Linked DNA regions of Homo sapiens: region 1 is linked to region 2. Evidence: chromatin loops called from intact Hi-C (ENCODE). Cell type or tissue: PC-3. All regions are shown on one strand. Each heading gives the region's core, and the rest is flanking DNA. Links, peaks and the distances in the headings are about the cores only.

The links. Hi-C counts contacts between places; a loop is a spot of excess contacts. Peaks named below come from ENCODE experiments on the same cell type or tissue, not always from the same donor. Only the 100,000 strongest peaks of a DNase experiment are listed, where the experiment ranks them.
Region 1: it touches region 2 in a loop (4-fold over the local background); 3 of 110 quality-filtered maps call a loop at or near these places.

What each region holds. Positions count from the first base shown.
Region 1 is chr6:17,080,447-17,090,762 of GRCh38, forward strand. No RefSeq gene overlaps it. Among named protein-coding and RNA genes, the nearest start is that of STMND1, 16 kb to the right of the region's middle. In PC-3, for the core only: a CTCF peak has its summit at 6,118 (motif pointing left); a DNase peak (open chromatin) is centred at 6,145.
Region 2 is chr6:16,493,276-16,503,591 of GRCh38, forward strand. All of the region lies in intron 5 of ATXN1 (ataxin 1), which reads right to left. Among named protein-coding and RNA genes, the nearest start is that of GMPR, 260 kb to the left of the region's middle. RefSeq lists enhancers at 1-94, 753-812. In PC-3, for the core only: no CTCF peak of the experiment used is centred there; a DNase peak (open chromatin) is centred at 5,196; H3K27ac peaks cover 1,089 bases.

The sequences.
Region 1 (10,316 bases), core at 1,199-9,198, 590 kb after region 2:
GAGCCTACTGTGGAGGCCATGGCTGGAGAGAGTTGAACAACAGAAGAAAGGATAACAATGGTGTGAGGAGAGATGAGGAAGTGGAGCAGCAAGGATGGATGCAAAGTGGGGTAACAGCGTAGGAAGGGTTGCAATGCAGGGCAGTACCTTAGCGACTCTGGACTCATTTCTTTTCATTGAAATAAAATTTCCTGGCAACAAATTATCCCAGTTTCTAAGGTCTTTTGTCTATGCTGAAATGCAATGAACCACAATGAGGGTGTTCTCAAAATTGGTAAGGTACCAGCACAAGCTGGGAAATCTTTTGCTTACTTAAATTTTCATGATGAGGTTGACCAGGGTGTGTTTGTAAATCCTTGGCACATTCACAGAGGCATGTCCTGAGTCTTCCTCTTCCAGACACTGTTGACTCCACTGGCAGATATTAATATTGAAACATGTTTGGGTGGAGGCTCTGGGAAAATAGATGAAGAACAGCCCCTGCCCTCAAGGGGTTCACAGTCTAGGGAACACTCAGACACTTACATGATCAATGGCAATACAGTGACCCTGAAAATAGGACAAAAGGTGCCAAAAAAAAAAAAGCACTGACAGGAAAAGCCTGACTATTCAAGAAAGTTTCAGGGAGAAAGTGTCATGGCTGACTTTTGCAAGACAAATAAGAGTCGGCCAGTTGGAGAAGGATAAAGGATGGATGTTGGCGGCAGAGGAGATGGCTGGATGAAGATGGGGATGCATAAAAGAGCATGCTGAATTCAAGCACTTATAAAGTGAAGATAGATCCTATTCTGAAGATCCTGTTTATTGCTCATTTTCTTTTATTCGCACTTAGGGATAGTTAGTAACAGATCAGTGGTAGGTGATGCGGAGAAGAGTAAATTGGTAACATTCTACGCATATTCCCTGCATTATAAAATACTCCCCTTCAGTTGAAAAATACAATGTAAAACTCTGGATCTATCTATAACTGTCTCCCAAATTGCTTTTTGTCTTCTGAGTCACTGCAGGGGTTTCGTGCACCTCCTTTGTACCCGTGAAACCCAACCCCTTCCTAGGATGGCAATAGCACCAGCTCCAAGTCTCTTATTTCCTGTCAATGGCAAATTCCTCCCTAATCTGATTACTACTTTGTTATTAGACTCTATTTTCATATTACCCTTTTTAGCATATAGATGGAATTTTTAGTTTTTTCTAAATGCTTCAGATAATCTTTATCCCTTTAAACACCCTTTAAATGCTTTTTCAATGAATGTTACTCATTACCATGAGATTCGTTCCCCTCTGGTTCTTTTCAAAGGGCAGAGCATTGAGGAGATAACAGATTTTGACAAGTTATTAAAGAAGGGTTAAGTCCACAGATTTCATTGTATTTTCTCACACAGAGTCTGGAGTAATATTTTATATTTATTTTGTTACATGGGGCCTTATCATATAATCCCCCCACCTGTCACCACCACCAAAGGAACCTACTATGTGGGAGTTCCTGTGACAATATGTGGCTTGCGAGTTGCCTGAAAGAGATCAGAGAGTATCTTAGAAACAAAGTAGAATTTGTCTCTCTCTGATCACGATAACCAGAAATGGAAAAGAACACTGAACCAAAAATAGTAGCACCATTTACTCTGACAGAATAGGAAACTAGCAGCTTCTGCTTGTGAGTTTTAGGATCTCGAGCAAGCAACACCTCTGTGACTCCTTTTACTCATCTGTCAAACAGAAAGGATGATATAGATGCAAATGTATTTCCCTAAACAGAATCCAGAATTAGTACAATTTTCAGTCCAATTTATACAGCTCTGCATTTTACCAAAAGAAAGGACTAAAATAGTGGAGTAGTCCACCAGCCAAATGGTGAGCAGAGATTGCCACGGGCTTTAATAAGATTCTATTTATAGTCAGAATTCCGGAGCCATATTCACCATTGTCTGTTAGATAAAATAAATACCTGATTATTGTATACACCATTTACAGTGTAGCTTTAATAGAACATTCTAACACAGAAATGAGCAATCTTTAAGAGTTAGATGTTATGTGGGAAGGTAGAAAAATCACATGCTTTGGAGTCCAAAAATGTGGTTCCTATTCTCTGCTTGGTTTCTTTGTGAGTCTCACACCCACCATAGCCTAAGTCATTAGTTCCCAAACTTTGTCACATGGGTATCCCTCTCTGCAAAAAGGAGCAAACAGGTTGCTTGCCCAGGAATTTGGGGGAGATCCTGGAACCACATCTTGTCATCAGAACATCCCCCGTTGAAAATATTCTGATTTACTGTAAAAATCTATTTGACCTTTGTGGTTGAATCCCTTTTATATGTATTCTTGGTTTCTAAATAAAAATGTTTAAAATTCATTATTGTCATCTAAAATTTTTAAAAGTTGTTCAGAGCTGTCCCTCATGTAGCCTCCATTTCCTCACCTCCCTTCACTTTTAAAATTATTTCTGGCCAAGCACAGTGGCTCACGCCTGTAATCCCAACACTTCGGGAGGCTGAGGAGGAGGATCACTTGAGGCTGAGTTCAAGACCAGCCTGGGCAACAGAGTAAGACCCCATCTCTACAAAAACATTAACAATTAGCCGAGTGTGGTGGTACATACCAATAATCCCAGCTACAAGGAAGTCTGAGGCAGGATAACTTGAGCCCAGGAGTTTGAGTCTGCAGTGAGCTGTGATGGTACCACTGCACTCCAGTCTGGGCAACAGTGAGACCCTGCCTCAAACAAACAATCAAAATATATATATACACACACACACACATATATATATACATATATATACACACATATATATATACATATATATACACACATTTGTATTTTAAAAATCCATGTATATATTTTTTAAAATTCAAATATTACTACAAAGTATTTATTGAAAATATAGTCCCCTTACTTACTCTCTAAGTCCAAGTCTGCTGACCAAGGGCAAATACTTTCCATTTTTTTAGCTTTCTCTTTGGATATTTATGGTCATATTTTAAAATAATATTCTTGGACTCTATGGAACTGAACACACAGCATGTAATCTTCTGCACATTGAATTTTTTGTTCAATGTTATATGTGTAAGAGGCAGCCATGTGGTTCATTTACTTTAATTACATGTTGTGTTGTTGCGTAACATTTGGTTCAATAATTATACCACAATTTACATATCAATTCTCGAGATTGGTCACTTGAACTCTTTCTACATTTTTGCCATTCTAAGCAATTTACTATGAACGTCCTTATACATGTCTCCAAGGAATACAGGCAAGATTTTCTTTCCATCCTGAGATGTAGAATAGCAGGATCACCAATATACATATTATCAACTTGTGTGTTTCACTTTCTTTATAAAAAAGAAATTCTTTCTTTAAAATTTTATTTTTAAAGTTTTAATTACTATGGGTACATAATAGTTGTATATATTTATGGGGTACATGTGATATTTTGATGCAGGCGTACGACATGTAAGGATCAAATCGAAGTAATTGGGGTATCTATCTCCTCAAACATTTTTCATTTCTTTGTGTTAGGAATATTCCAATTTTACTCTTTTAGTTATTTTTAAATATAGAGAAGTTATTATTATTATTATTATTTTGAGACAGGGTCTCACTCTGTCATCCAGGCTGGAGTGCAGTAGCATGATCTCAGCTCACTGCAACCACCACCTCCTGGGCTCAAGTGATCCTCCTGCCTCAGTCTCCCAAGTAGCTGGGACTACAGGTGCATGCCACCATGCCCAGGTAATTTTTGCAGTTTTTGTAGAGATGAGGTTTCCCCAGGTGGGCCAGGCTCGTCTCGAACTCCTGACCTCAAGTGATCTGCCCACCTCGGCCTCCCAAAGTGCTGAGATTACACATGAGTCACCACACCCAGCCAAATTATTGTTAACTATAGTCACCCTATTGTGCTACTGAATAGAAACCAAAATTCTTAATATAAAAGTAGGCAAATTCATCAGTCTTAGCTTTATGATTTGTCCTTTTCTTATGTATTCAGAAGTTGTTTCTTACTCTAAAATCATGAAAACATTCTTCCATTTATTTGTAAATAAGTCCTGAATCCACCTGTGATTTATTTTTGAGTACTGTGTGCCTATTTCCTCTTCGAACCCTCTCATCTGGCTCCCACTTCCACCACATAACTGAAAGTGCTCTTGGGAAGGTAACCAATGGCTTCTACATTGCTTTATTCAATTCTCCTTTCCAGGCCTTATCTTAGATAATCACTCAGCAACTTTTGACACAGACGACGACTCCTCCTTTGTGAAAGATCTGTTCTTGGCTTCCATGAAACCACATTCTCCTAGTTTTTCTTTTACACATCAGGCAGCTCCTTCACCTTTGCATGTCTCTGTTCCCTTCTTGACCTCCCAGGTTCAAGCAGTTCTCCTGCCTCAGTCTCCCGAGTAGCTGGCCCTCTCTTCTTCTCTTTCTATGCTGTTTTTCCAGGCAATCTCGTCCATTCTAAGGGCTTTGTGCTGATGATCCTTAACATTGAATCTCTAGCCTATACCTTCCTCCTGAGCTCCAGCCTTGTAACCCCTTATGGATGTCTCTTGGCATCCAAAATTATTATGCCTAAAACTGAACCCTTGATCTGCCTTTCCCAATTCCATAAATGTCACCCACATCCACCCTGACATATACCAAATATCTGCTGAGGTCTTCCTTGACATCTCCCTCAACATCCAGCACAATAGCGAGTCTTACTGAGTCTCACTAAAAGGCATCTGAAATCTGTACACCTCTCTCTATGCTCACTACCAAGCATTCATTATCACCCAATGACTCCTAATCATTCCCCCTGCTTTAACTCTTGTTGCCTCCAATTTTTTTCCCAGATGAAAGCCAGAATGATCTCACAAAAATATAATTGGATCCATGTCAATCATCCATATAAAACCCTTCAAAACTTATTATTGCAGTTAGGATAAAAATCCCAAATCCTTTATGTGGGCTAGAGGATACCTTACATCAAATGACACCAGCCTCTTTATATATAATCCAGTATACCTTAAGGTCAACTTACAACACTCTTTCCCCATTTGTTTTTTTGTTTGTTTGTGTCTCTCTTCCCTCAAGCTTCAGGTTAAGTGTCCTCCCCTCTGTTATATGATCTCGTAGTAACTTGACTTTCCTTTATATCATCTAATATGATTTGTGATTAGATGTTTGTCTGAAAATTAACTTATTTTCTGTATCCCCACTAGATCCTGACTTCCTGGGGGCAAGAACCATGTCTGCATTATTATTATTATTTCTCCCATACACCCTGGGCCTAGAACAGTGCCTACTCATGTTGGGAACCCAATAAGCCCTGTTAAACACCGAGGGCACATGGAGAAGGCAATGCCCCTCTCTTCACTGAGAAGACTCATAATCTCGCAGAGTTCCTAGCAGCTGAGACTCAGAGTCTTGGGGCTGCATTCCTGTTTCCAGGAAGATGATGCTGGGGAATTCACTCCTCATGACTTCATCTTCCTTTTTTTTTTTTTCTGAGACAGAGTCTTGCTTTGTCACCCAGGCTGGAGTGCAGTGGCGAGATGTCAGTTCACTGCAGCCTCTGCCTTCTGGGTTCAAGCCACTCTCCTGCCTCAGCCTCCCAAGTAGCTGGGATTACAGGCACGCACCACCACACCCTGCTAATTTTTGTGTTTTTGTAGAGACGGAGTTTCACCATGTTGGCCAGGGTAGTCTTGAACTCCTGACCTCAGGTGATCCACCCGCCTCAGCCTCCCAATTAAAGTGCTGGGATTACAGGAGTGAGCCACTGCCCCCTGCCTGGGCTTCATCTTCCTTATCCGGAAGCTTCCCCTTTCCCTGCTCCTGTTTACATCCCCTGCCCCATAATTCCCACTACACTCCCTTTTGGGGCTAGGATTTCTTTATAAGGGAGCAGACAGCAGAAGCAGATAAATTTTCCCCACAGAAGACTGCCTGACTGTACAGGCTGTGTACACTGATTATTATTGTTACTTTAAATCGGAAATGTAATTAGTGTATTAGTACTTAATTGTATAGTAGTCTATTAGTAGCACAAAATCCATTCACCTAAGATTATTCTTGTAGGTGATTTGGACACAATAAAGTCAAGCTTATTACTATTTCATCATCGCTGTGGTATTATTGCCCCCTGGTGGCTATGCTAATTACTTAGCCCTGACCGACTGGGAGCTATTGCTCTTCAAACAGCAGCCGGGATGTTCCCGGAGGATTGTGGTACTTGCTTCTCTCCAAACAAACCTAGAGACAATCCGGGCGCGGTGGCTCACGCCTGTAATCCCAACACTTTGGAAGGCCAAGGTGGGTGAATCACTTGAGGTCAGGAGTTCGAGACCAACCTGGCCAACATGGTGAAACCCTGTCTCTACTCAAAATGCAACAATTAGCCGGGGCGCACACCTGTAATCCTGGTTACTTAGGAGCCTGAGGCAAGGGAATCGCTTGAACCGGGAGGGGGAGATTGCAGTGAGCCAAGATCATGCCACTGTACTCCAACCTGGGTGACAGAGTGAGGCTCTATTTCAAGAAGAATAAGAAAAAAACCAAAAACTAGAGACAAAAAGGGCATGAGAGCATTTTTTTTAATGAAAGTCTCTATGTCAACCCCACCCACACCTTTGTCTTTAGGGTGACCCACTCCAACCCTTTACTCCCCTTCCCCTAGACTTTTCTGTCTCTTCTTAGGCATCATTCAGTCTGGCAAACAGCTAGAGTCATGAAGCCATGTGGTCTCCAAGAACAACAGTTGGCGATCCCCAGTTTTGAGAACACCTGTAGTTCAACCTGATAGGCAGCATTTCCATGGCCTTAGGCTTTCAGGCAGCAAAAAAGTTTCAAATGTATGAAATCACAGAAGCACTGCCAGTCATCAGCCAGGTGAAGTTACCTATGATAATTACTGTGCACTCTTAGGAAGTGTCACCTGTGCACTTCGGTTTCATGTTTCCAAATGCATACTCACTCTTCAAATCAGAAACTTACCCACAAGACACAATTCAGCCACTCAAAATTGTACAGCCTGGTTCTAGCCTTTAAGATGAAATAGGAGAAGGTGGATATGGGGAATTTTGTGTCTAATCGATAGAAAATGCTTTGGCCAAGTTGAAAATATATATATATAGCAGTTTTTGCTATATGTTCTTTCCAACAGAGAGAAGCATTTCCAAAAAGCCAGAGGTAGTTGCTTTTATCCATAATGAAAGCAATTCAGTTAAATGGTCGTTCACAAAGCAGAACTTGGCGTGGAACCCAGGGTTCCTTGCTGCCTGCATTCCCATTTTTTTCTCTCTAGCACTGAATTAAGAATCAGACAGCAACTGGCTCTGATTCTTGATCCCTTTGTTACTAGCTGTGTAAGGCAAGTTATTCAAGGATTTCTGAGCCTCGGGATCTTCCCTTTATATCCATAAAATGGGTATAATAATACCTACCTTATATGTTTGTTGTAAAGAACTTATGCCAGGCACGTATTAACCATTCAAGAGGCAGTAGCTGTCATCATTACCGTAATTATTCTTATAGTTATTCAAGACCTTATGGTTGATCTCAAGGAAGAAAATAACAAAAAGCCAGTCAAAGCTCATTGTTTGCATTGGAGAACAATATTTAGTTACTTAGAAGACATTGTGAGTAACAACTGACAAATGATATCCTTCCCCTGCCCTCTTTTTCTGTCTCTCTGTGGCAGGTGGAATTCTCAAATGGACCCTAAAATTCCAGGCCCCTGGTATATGACCCTGAATAATCCCTTTTCTTTGGATGTGGGTAGAGCCTGTGATTATGATGGAATGTCACACTCATGAACAGGTTACACTGTATGGTAAAGGGGAAGGCATTCTGCAGATATAATTAGGGTTTCACATCAGTTGATTTTTGAGTTCATTGAAGGAGATATTATCCTGGGTGGGCCTGACCAAATCAGGTGAGCCCTTAATTTTTATTTTATTTATTTATTTATTTATTTATTTATTTATTTATTTATTTATTTATTTATTTTGAGACAGAGTCTAGCTCTGTTGCCCAAGCTAGAGTGCAGTGGTGTGATCTCGGCTCACTGCAGCCTCCACTCTCCGGGTTCAAACAATTATCTTGCCTCAGCCTCCCCAGCCTCCTGTAGTAGCTGGGACTACAGGCACGCACCACCACGCCCAGCTAATTTTTTGTATTTTAGTAGAGACAGAGTTTCAACATCTTGCCCAGGCTGGTCTCAAACTCCTGAGCTCAGGCAGTCTGCCCGCCTCAGCCTCCCAAAGTGCTAAGATTACAGGTGTGAGCCACTGCACCCGGCCTGAGCCCTTTAAAGGAGGCTCTAGAGGTTGGAGACAGGAGAAGCAGAGCTCTCTCTTGCTGGCCTTGAAGAAGCAAGTTGCTGTGAGTTCCACAGCTGCAAGGAAATGAATTCTGCCCATAATCACATGAGCTTGGAAAAGGATCTCAAGTCCCAGATGAGACCCCAGCCAACATCTTGATTGCAGCTCATGAGGCCCTGAGCAGAAGACCCAACGAAGTCATGCCTGGACTCCTGACCATGAAACTGTGAGAAAATAAATATGTGTGGTTTTAAGCCACTGAATTTGTGGAAATTTGTTATGCAGGTATAGAAAACGAATACACTCCAATACCTCGAAAAATATTAACATGGTATTCACTGGTGTTTAATTTCACAAAGAACTAGGAAAAGAGCCCAGATGTCAAGACTCTTATCCCAGTATTTGATTGCTTCTTTGACTTGTGGGTTATTTATAGAATATTTTTAGTTTCCAAATAGTTGGGAGCTCATCCAGAGATCACGTTACTGGTTTTTACATTATACTTCCAGTATGTTTCCATTTCTCCCTTCCTGGTCTCTGTTCTGTCATCGTCATCACATATTGTACATTCACATATGCCATGAACTCCACACTGTATTGTTATTATTGATCTTTAAACAATGAATTCTCTTTAAAGAAAACTAAGAAATAAGAAAAACTCATATTTACACATGTAGTTACCATTTCCAGTGTTTTTCATTCCTTTGTATAAATCCATAGTTCCATTTGGTATCATTTTCCTTCCACTTGAAGGACTTAACATTTCTTATATATGGGTCTGCTGGTGATGAGTTCTTTCAGTTTTTGTATGCCTAAAAACGTATTCATTTAGCCTTTGTTTTGAAGAGATATCTTCACAGGGTATAAAAGTATAGGTTGCCACATTTTTCTTTCAATATTTTACAATGCTTAGTACTTTAAAGTACCTTGGCACATAGCATGTTTTATTTCTCTGTCTGCTTTTAAGATTTTTCTTTTTATCACTGGTTTTGAGAAATTTGATAAAGATGTTCCTTGATATAGTTTTTTTTTTTTAATGTTTCTTGTGCCAAGGGTTCCTTGGGTATCTTGGATTTGTGATTTTATCATTTTCATCAAATTTGGAATTTGATGCCCATTATTTTTTCAAAATTTTTTCTGTTCCCACCTCCTGCCCTTGCCCCCACCTTATCTTCTCTCCTTTGGGGACTCCAATTACATGTATATTCAGTTGTGTGACGTTTTTCTTCAGTTCACTTTCACTGTGTTCATTTTTGTTCTTAGTCTTTTTTCTCTGTAGGTTTGATTTCGGATAGTTTCTCTTGCTATGCCTTCAAGTTCATTAATCTTTTCTTACGCAAAGTCTAACTGATCATTAATTCTACTCAGTGTATTTATTTAAATACATTGTATTTAATATTTCCTGTAGCTCTTTGAACATATGGAATACAGTAATAATAAGTTTTAATGCCCTCATCTGCTAATTTGAACATCAGCTCTGGGTCGATTTTGATCAGTTTATTTTTCTCCTAATTGTGGGTCACATTTTCCTGCTTCTTTGCATGCCTGCTAAGTTTTGTATTAGATGTCCGACATTATCAGTTTTACCTTATGGGTGCCACATAGTTTTGTGTTCCTATAAATATTCCTGAACGTTGTTTTGAGAGGCAGTTCCATTAGTTCAGTCCTTGCTTTTGCAATGTGTTAGGTGGGACCATAGCAATGTTTAGTGTAGGGCTAATTTTTCCCCACTAGCAAGGCCAAACCCTCGTGAGTTTTCTGGTCTGGTTGGTAAGAACAAGCACTGTGAGAGCTCTGATTATTATAGCCTCTAGGCCTTTCTGTAGTTATTTCCCCAACCTCAGGCAGCTTTCTCATATGCATGTATTGACCAGTCCTCTATGGAATATTCAAGGGGATCCTCTGCAGCTCTCCGGAATTCTCCCTCTATCTCCTATCAGCTACTTTGCCGTGCAAACTCTAGCCACTTTTTCCTTCCTTGATTCTCAGCTCCTTCTCCTCAATTCAGGCAATCCACA
Region 2 (10,316 bases), core at 1,177-9,176:
CTCCCCTCATGCACACTGAAGCAGCCACAGTGAGCTTCTCACTTCCTCTCTGAGAGCCCGCATTTCTACTCCACGTGTCAAAATGTAAGCCAGACCTCCCAAGACCAGCTCAAATCCCACTTTTTCTACAACTCTTTTATCCTCTTATTCTACAACTTTCTCAATCAGAAGTTTTTTTTTTTTTTTTTTTGGTTGTTTTGTTTTTGCATGTGAATGCCTATGGTTTTAAAATTCATTTTCCTTATGTTACTAACCATTTTATTCCTTATCCTACAATAGGTGTCATCTCCCCAAGTGGAATGTGGTAACTTCCGTAAAGGTAGGGTTTATGTCTGTCTTCTTTTTGTAAGCTTCACGGGGCTTTCGCAAATGATAACTCTTTGATCAATATTTGTTGATTAACTGATTGATAACATGGTATTATATTACATTATACTTGAAGACGTTATATGTCTTTGAGTCTCTGTCCTCCATGGAAGAGGACAGGTGTTCAAATGGAAGAACACCCTTTTGGGTGACTTGGAGAAAAATCATCACATAAGTCTCTAAGGAAACTGTGCAGTCCCTCAATGAAATGTTCCACAACAGCCTCTTTTTCCAACTCAGAACTAAAGGTAACTCTTTGTATTTCCTTTCTGAGGAATAAAGAGAAGCTGCCAGGGCTGCTGGCAATTGCAGAGTTCAGAAATGCTTCCTCTGAATGAGCACACTCAGCCCAGCAGGGTGCAGAGCCCTGTCTCCACCCTGCCCACCAAGGAGCTTAAGTGGCAGGCAAACTGGGCCAAAAACACCCCTTTCCCATGGAGAGGCATCTCCAGTGCAGGGCTGGACTGAGAGGCATCTCCAGTGCAGGGCTGGACTGAGAGGCATCTCCAGTGCAGGGCTGGACTGAGAGTCCAGTTAGACCTCAAGAAGAGTTGGAGGGAGGTCAGCGTGGGAGGTAGGCCAAAACTCAAGGTATTCTGAAGAATATGATTTATTCACAATATCATGCGTTCCCTGTTCAGTCAACATTTGATCATTTATGGGAGTTATCCATTGTAAAATTTCTTACAAACTGGCAGTCCTTGGATACCTAGCATGCACTCAGAATATTCTCTGTGTATATTAACTGGTTTGTGTTCAAGGAATAAAATCCAAAATTAGTACCGGCCTAAAGAACACATTATCAGAGATAAATATGCTGGAAAAATGTCTATCCTCAAAGGTTTTTTAAAAAAATTATATTTCATGTTGATCCATGTCACTGCTTCTTATCATTAGCATGGCTTATCACATAAAGGTAAGGATTTATTCATACAGAGACTGCTGCTGTGTGTATTTGTATGCAGGTTACATCTCCTTATGGACGTAGTGCAAAGTTTGCTATGAAATATAATTATACATTGGAGAAAAGTATGTCTGCATATCAAGAATAAAATGAAAATAAAATGTAAGTTGAACATATAGATGATAAATACCCAATCTGTGCTGAGCAGCTGTAGAACGACGTCTCAGGAAATTAGTATTTTAAAGACAAGATGTCATGTGCTCCTATTGACAACTTATTCCTGGCCTTATTTGTTCAACACGCAGGTCCTTCAGGTATTGCTGTAGCACAACAGAAAGAACAGTGGGCCAGAAGACAGGGAGGTCTGGGTCTAGAAGCCCAGAGACTCCACATCCCGAGTTACACATCCCCTTTCTGGTTGCCATGAGTCATCACGCACCTTCTGCCCAGAGGAGAGTTTTATTCATGCCTGCTTGAAAAGGTCAGTGTTTAGGTGTTGCAGAAGTGCTTGGTGAAAATGGGGAAGGCTGAAACACAGCCTGTGCCTCATGCTTTGATAATTTCTGAAGCATTTATAAATCATGAGCAGCTAAGGTCTGCAAGATGCTAATGTGTGCAGTCCAGTCCTCTGACTTTAAGTCTGTTTCAGTTCCTGCTCTATTTGCTCCTTTTTAATAACACAATTAGTAAAAATCCTAAAAAAGAAATAGCTAAATATTTTCCTCTCATTCTCTTTTTGCCATAATATTGAGAGTTATATGATAGTATCTTCAACTATTTTATTTGGCCTGACTTCACAAAGTACCAAACGGGGAGTGAAGATAAAATGAAGAGACAGAATCCACATATGCATCTCCCAACCTCTGTCCTTTTGAACAGACACAAGTAACAGAATTTACCAAAAGTATTAAAAACACGACCTTGGAAGCATCCTATCAAAGCCACAACTTCCTTTTCTTTTTATGAACTACTACCATGCAAAATTGCATGGCTACAGCTGGGACATCAAATCATGCTTTAAAAAATTAGTATTGGGGCTAGGCGTGGTGGCTTACGCCTATAATCCCTGTACTTTGGGAGGCCAAGGCAGGTGGATCATTTGAGGTCAGGAGTTCAAGACCAGCCTGGCCAACATGGTGAAACCCTGTCTCTACTAAAAATACAAAAATGAGCCAGGTATGGTGGCAGGCGCCTGTAGTCCCAGCTACTCACGAGGCTGAGGCAGGAGAATCACTTGAACCCAGGAAGCGGAGGTTGCAGTGAGCCGAGATCATGCCACTGCACTCTAGCCTGGGTGACAGAGTGAGACTCTCTCTCTCTCTCTCAAAAAAAAAAAAAAAGTTATTATTGGTATATTAGTAAAAGCCATTCAAAGCTCAAAAACAACAGAATTATTTTCTGAAATTCAAAATCAGTGCCAGATTTAACTACTTTTGCATAATGTTTGCCCCCACAGAACTTTCCATAATAATATTACGTCAACAGCACTCATTTTCTTTTTGGTCTACTTGTTTTACTAAATTAAAAGCCAACAGATACAACAACTCCATACTTTAAACTCCTTTTTTAATACTATTCCGAGTAACTGCCTCCTTGTTTAAATATTACAATTTTCTGACTCAATCAGAACAAAGTATTGCAAGACAAAGGTGCTATTGAAAACTTCTCTTTTTTTGGAGGAGGCTTCATAAAAGCATTCTAGCTTAAAACTGGGATTTCAATGGTCTTAACTGTGAATACCATGTAGCAGAAATGCCACTTGGCATTATATCTAGGGATTACCTGTTGAAACACCAAAGACAGGTATACTTTGATGTGGGTTACGCAGGGCCGGGTAAGTAACAAGAAATACAATTATTCTTTCTTTCTATGAATGTGGCGCTGAAGATTTGATACCATATTTGGAGCACAGATCCATCGTGTGGAGGGATGGGGAAACACAGGAGAGGGGTGCTGAGTGTGACCACATGTCCACAGGCCTGTCTGAGCTCGCTACAGGTCACACTGCATCATGAAGGACCCTGTACTCCACTTGCTGCAATTTCAATGCAAATAAAGAAAAATATCAACTACTATTTTATGAGTAAAGGACGCTGGCAAGATGCAGCCGTGGTTTGTCTTAAGAGTCCTGAAACTCAGTTAAAATACCTGATGATCGCGTTTCATTAAAAACCCCAAGGAATTTCTTTACACCATGAGCATTCTACAAGTTTCCTACCTCTCTTTAAGACTAAATATTTAAAACTCTTTAGAATTAGCATCATCTATGTGTCACTTGGCTCTAGGACACATATTCTCGGGGAAGAGCATATCCCCATTTCTATTAGGAGAAAGAATAACAGGATTTCTCCCCTCCTCCTTCATCTTGCAGATTTAGGGGTTTATCCTAGTATCATGGCTCAGGGGATTCTCACACTTACAACTCCTAATATATCAAAAAAGGAGAAAATCTCTCTTCACTGCTTAATTGTTTTGTCGAATAAGCTCTCAAAAGTTCATTTTTGTTACCTTTTTCAGGCAAAATAAGAGGCCTTTTACAAAAATTCTATTGCTAAAACAATGGAATTCTCCCGGGAATGACTTCGTTATGGAAATGAAGTGACAGCTTCTTTTATCTAGCCAGGCAGAAAGTCTGCATTTATAAAAGGCATTCAGAGCACTCAAGTGTTGTGTGTGGGAGGACAGAAAATGCTATTTTTAATTCAGATTGCAGCATTCCTCCCATCCAGGTCTTTCAGTATAATCATAATCATAATAAGACTGATGTAAAAAGAAAAAAAAAAAAGATTCCCATTCCTGCTGACCCCAGCAGAAAAAGAGAGAAAGAAAGAAAATTAAATAAATGATTAATACAGCTTCCTTCCACTTTTAGACCGTTCTGTGGGCTTGGAGATCCACCTTCGAGGCAATCAGAGCAGACTATCCATTATCCAAAGTTAAAAGCACTTTAACTCTGCTAGTAACAGCATCACGTCTTCTCACACAAATTTACATTCTTGTTCGTGTGACTTTCACTCTCCTAAGTTTGCAGGAATCGCCTGTGCCTGCTGGGAAACGCCGTGCAAGTTCCTCCATCTGTTTCCAAGACTTAACATTCCTTGGTGACAGTGCAATGGACGAGTCCAGCCTGGTGGCAGGGCCATGCTGGGAACTTGATTTCTAATGTCAATCACTGGAATGCCCTTCTAGTAAGGAAGAGGTGCCCAAGCTTCTGTTTGAGTTAACACAGACCTTTCCAGGTCAGGTGTAGAATCTGGAGTGATGAATGGAAGGGCTGGAAAGGAAATGAAGACCAGTGTAGATGTCTCTTTGCAGAAGTTGAACATTAGAGGAAAAAACAGAATAAGATGAAAATGGAATCACAAAGGGTAAAATGACTGGTTTAAGGCTATATGTGCAGGATTAGAGAAGAGATGGGGTCAAAGGGGTATTTTTTAATGAAGATAAAATTCACATAAAACAAAATTCAGCATTTTAACTGTTTTTAAAGTGTGTAAGTCAGTGGCTTTTACTCCATCCACATGTTGAACAACCATCATCACTATCTAATTCCAGAAGATTGTCATCATCCCCCTTATCCATGAAACAGTCACTCCCTGTCCCCCACTCCTCTCAGCCCCTGGCAAAGACTAATCTACTTTCTGACTCTAAGGAGTTGTCTATTCTGGATGTTGTGTATAAACTGAATCATACAATATGTGGCCTTTTGTGTCTGGCTGCTTTCTCTTGGCATAATGTTTTCAAGGCTCATTCATATTGTAACATGTACCAGTACTTCATTCTTGTTTTGGTTCAATAATACTCTATTGTAGGCTATACCACATTTTGTTATTTATTCGTCAGTTGATGGACATTTGGGATGATTCCATATTTGGGCTACTATGAATCATGCTGCTATGAACATTCATGTACATGTTTTTGTTTGAATACCTGTTTGCAAATCTCTTCAGTGTATACCTAAGAGCAGAACTACTGAGTCATATGTTAATTCTGTATTTAGCTATTTGAGGACTTGCCAAATTGTTTTCTATAGTGATTGCACCATACTACATTCCCACCAGCCAGGTAGGAAGATTACCATTTTTTCCACAAGCTTGCCAACACTTGTTATTTTCCTTTTTTAAAAAAATTATGGCCATCATAATGGGTGACCATAATAAAGTGGTATCTCATTGTGGTTTTGATTTGCATTCCCCTAAACACTAATGATGTTGGACATCTTTTCATAAGCTTATTGGCTATTTATATATCTTCTTTGGAGAAATCTCTATCCAATGCCTTTGTCCATCTTTAAACTGGGTTGTTAGTCTTTTTCTCTTTGAATTGTAAGAGTTCTTTATATATTCCAGAAACTAGACCCTTATGAGATACTGACTTGCAAATATTTTCTCCCATTCTGTGGGCTGTCTTTTGACTTTCTTGACAGTGCCCTTTGGTTCACAAAGGCTTTGATACTGATGAAGTCCAATGCATCTATTTTTTTCTTTTGTTGTTTGTGCTTTTGGTGTCACATCTAAGAATCTATTGCCAAATCCATGGTCATGAAGATTTACTCCTGTTTTCATTTAAAAGTTTTATAGTTTCAGTTCCTACATTTAGGGTATTGATCCATTTTTAGTTCATTTTTGTATATGGTGTGAGGTAAGGGTTCAACTTCTTTCTCTGGCATGTGTCCCAGGTGACTTTTTCCATTGTCTCAGCACCAATTGTTGAAAAGAGGTAAGAGAGATTTTGAGTATGAAGTGATTTTAGTCTTTTCTCTTGAAAAAACAAAACTTTAAAAATATACATTATTTTAAAAATTAATTTTCTGGCTTTTGGTTACACTATGACTGTATTCAGCCACTATTTAAATGTTTTTCCTCATCCCACATTTTAAAGATGCAGCAAGTTTTCATGAATGATGACCCACCAGAGCCATGATGCTGAGCTTTCAGGGAAGCCAACCACCTCTTGAGGTGGTGCTTTTGCAAGAACTAATTTTCAAAAGCAACAGTAGCTTGAAATTGCTGACTTTGGGTTGCATTTGCCTCTGTGTTTGTGCCCCTCTAGTGAACAGCCCCTGTCTTCAGATATCCACAGACCTCTGTTCTCTTTCCAAGCCCGACACCCACCCATTAAGATTGGCTCTTTGGAGAAAACTTAATAAACTAATTCATGCCAAATCGTGTATAACCAAGAGAAATAATAGACTTTTGGCATGATACCTAAGACTCTGTTTATCTTAAGCAAAAAGAATACAGTGTAGGTTGTAGAATTCTGGCTATCATCAATTCAGCCAATGCAAGGAGTGAAGACTTTTAAATCCCCCTAAAGCATCAGTTCTCCAACTTGGCTACACATTGTGACCACCCAGAGAGATTTAGAAAGTACTAATGTCTGGGTTCCACCCACAGAGATCCTTACTTAACTGGTCTGGGGTATGGCTCAGGCAATAGAATTTTGGAAAGCTCCCCAAGTGATTCTACTATGCAGCCAAGGTGGAGAGTCACTGTCCTGAAGTCATCAGAGGTTGCCACCTACTCCTCCCACAAAGGTGGCTCCTCTTGTCACCTTGCACCACTTGCAAGCAATTAGGGATGTACATTTACATGATTTTAAAAGTCTTATGATGTCCGATTAAAACTAACAAAACTTGAATTTCTTGTATCAGTTATCATTCACTCTTCTCAACAACCGTGTGAAAGTAAGTTTATTGTTCCCATATGACACACGAGGAAACAAACTCTGAGAGATTAATTAAGCGACAGCCCTAGATCACAGAACTTGGAAGTGGCAGAAAATTGATTTTAATACAATTGTTTCAACCCCACAGTCTGTATCATTATAATCTCCCAGTAATTTCAAAAGGGCCAACCACTGTGAGTGTGGGCATGTAATTTGGTTGCATCTTCAATGTGGCACCCATCTTGTGGAATGGGACGAGGGGATAACAACTCGCTGAAGAGAATAGCAGGCACTACCTCTGTCGGTTACTATTTACCTTTCTTTCTCTATATTGTATGCATGTGGGTGTGTGAGTGTACATAAGTGTATGTCCACCTAAGGAAAGTGGACCTCAAGGGTATATCTGAATTGAGAAACATATGGCCCAACTACAAGAAGGTACCTGGGTAGGGTTTTCAGAGATGTAGTAATTCTTTCCAAGATGTGATAAGACTGGTAAAAGGTCATGAAATATCTTCATTATGATAAAAAAAAAAAAAAAAAAAAAACATTGAGGAAACTACCAATTCATTCATTTATGGATTCATCTAATGCCCATATATAGATTACAAAGCTTAATCAGTAGTGAGTGACAAGACTGAAGAATATCAGGCAAAAATCTCCCATACTTAAATATTCAGGTTCTTATAATAGACAAGACACAATTTCCACATAATATCATCTTGTCTGCCAATGCATGGGGCACATTAACTAGCCTTGACACAATAGTAGAACAAATCAGAATTGGTAAAATGTATTATTAATGATGGTAGAAATTGGGAAGTGAGTTTCATGTCACTTTTTTCTCTTATTTTAAACTGGTGCACTCAAATGTGTAGGTTTGTGCATGTGCGTGAGTGTGCACATATGCACGCATGCACACATGCATACACACAATCACACACAAGGCTTGAGTGAAGACTCCATTTCAGTTCTGCCATTGTTCACAGGCCTAACAACTTACTTTTCCTTAAAACAAGGAAAGGAGGGTTGTCATGTTATTATTCTGTTTCCATTATTATGCCATAAGGAAACTGGAAGAATTCTTTATTTTTAAAATATTTTTAAATTTTACTTTAAGTTCTGGGATACATGTGCAGAACATGCAGGTTTGTTACATAGGTATACATGTGCCATGGTGGTTTGCTGCACCTATCAACCCATCATCTAGGTTTTAAGCCCCTCATGCATTAGGTATTTGTCCTAATTCTCTCCCTCCCCTTGCCCCCCACTCACCGATAGGCCCTGGTGTGTGATGTTCCCCTCCCTGTGTCCATGTGTTCTCATTATTCAACTCCTACTATGAGTGAGAACATGCGGTGTTTGGTTTTCTGTTCCTGTGTTAGTTTGCTGAGAATGAGGCTTCCAGCTTCATCCATGTCCCTGTAAAGGACATGAGCTCATTCTTTTTTATGGCTGCATAGTATTCCATGGTGTATATTTACCACATTTTCTTTATCCAGTCTATCATTGATGGGCATTTGGGTTGGTTTCCAGTCTTTACTATTGTAAATACTGCTGCAGTAAACATATGTGTGCATGTGTCTTTATAACAGAATGATTTATAATCCTTTGGGTATATAACCAGTAACGGGATTGCTGGGTCAAATGGTATTTCTGGTTCTAGATCCTTGAGGAATCGCCACACTGTCTTCCACAATGGTTGAACTAATTTACAGTCCCCCAACAGCATAAAAGCATTCCTATTTCTCCACAGCCTCGCCAGCATCTATTAGGAAACTGGAAGAATTCTATACAATAGATTTAGGAGCTGCAAAGGAGTAAGGATTTGCTGAAGATTTTCTTAGGCAAGTATTAGAAGTTGGTTAGATGAGAAAAGTTTTCACAAGTGGGAGTTGTACCTCCTTGTCTCCTAATTGTAGTGAATCTGTCAACTTTCTTTTCAGTGTATCAAGACTTTACTCTTCAAAATCATTCTCAGTATGCTCTGAATTGCTATACTTTTAAGTTAACTACTTCTCAAAGTGCTGTTTAAAAACTGACATCTTCAACCACATTTCAGGCTTAGAATCTATCTAAATTTGCAAAGTTTCATTGGTTCTTATGAAAGTGCTACTTAAAAAAATACACTTGACAGCCAATCTCTTGAAAATGATTTGTGCAGAAATTGTGTTCAAATTACTTTATATCAAGACATTTAAGAGAAAATGTGGTTTTCTTTGTAATAGGCTAAAAATAATGATATCCTTTATCTTCAACTGAACATGTACATATGCTGTATAAGCTGTTGCATTTAAACAAATTGAAAAACAGTAGGATTCTGGCTATAGACCGTAAAGAAACAAAACTTGCCCAGAATATCATTTTAAGCATTAAAAAATACAATTAACTGCTATTTCCCACAAAGTTCAATCCTACATACAGAATCGGAATTGTCAACCAGGTCCAAAGCATCAAATTATAAAACCTGATGTCTCAGAAATAGACAAGAAAACTCAGAAAAAATAATTATTACAGTCCAATCGCACACAAAGAAAAGTGAGAATAAAAGGCAAGTTATATAGTTTATATTTCTACAAATTCCTTTTGAGTTACTGGGCAACATTCTATTTAAGTGGACCCTTATGACAGTAGTATAATGAAAATATCCCTAAGTCATAGCCCTAAAACAATTCCCACTGAACATTTCATTGAATGCTTAGTATGTGCAAAGTACTGTGAGGTGAGGTTCAGAAATGGAGAAAGAAGGTTTATTGCTTTGAATGCAGAATATTGATTTTTAAAACACTAAGCTAATCGTCACCAACTATAATAATTTTTTATGATTCCTCATTGCCAACAGCAATGATTTTCAAATGTGTTTTTTAAAAGCCAGAACTCTGCCTTCAAACAAAATCTTATATAGAAATCTAATACACAAGATAAATAAAATTGAGGCTACTTACACTATCTAGTTTTATCGGTTCCTCCTACTCCTCATCCATCACCACCAAGTACTTCTGAAGGCAGCCCCACAGAGGTTCACAGGGCAGAGGTTGGGAGACTGAGAAATCCTCAGGCTACTGGAGAATGTGGTCTGACCTCCACCGAGCTGAGGAGTCTGTACTCCTTAACATGGCCTATGAGACCCTCTATGGTTTGCTCCTGGCCTCATGACAAGTTACCACCAATGGAGTACTGACTGTTCCCTGCACACACTGCACCATGCTGTTTGTTCCCTGTGCTTTGTCCATGCTGTCCCTTGGCAGGTGATCTCTTTATGTCCATCTTCTCTTTGACAGATGCCAAGACACCCCACAACTCTGCACAGCTGGACACAGTCTTAACTCCACATACACATTCATTTTTGGCTCACCACGCTGGCTGGTAATTATTGTTC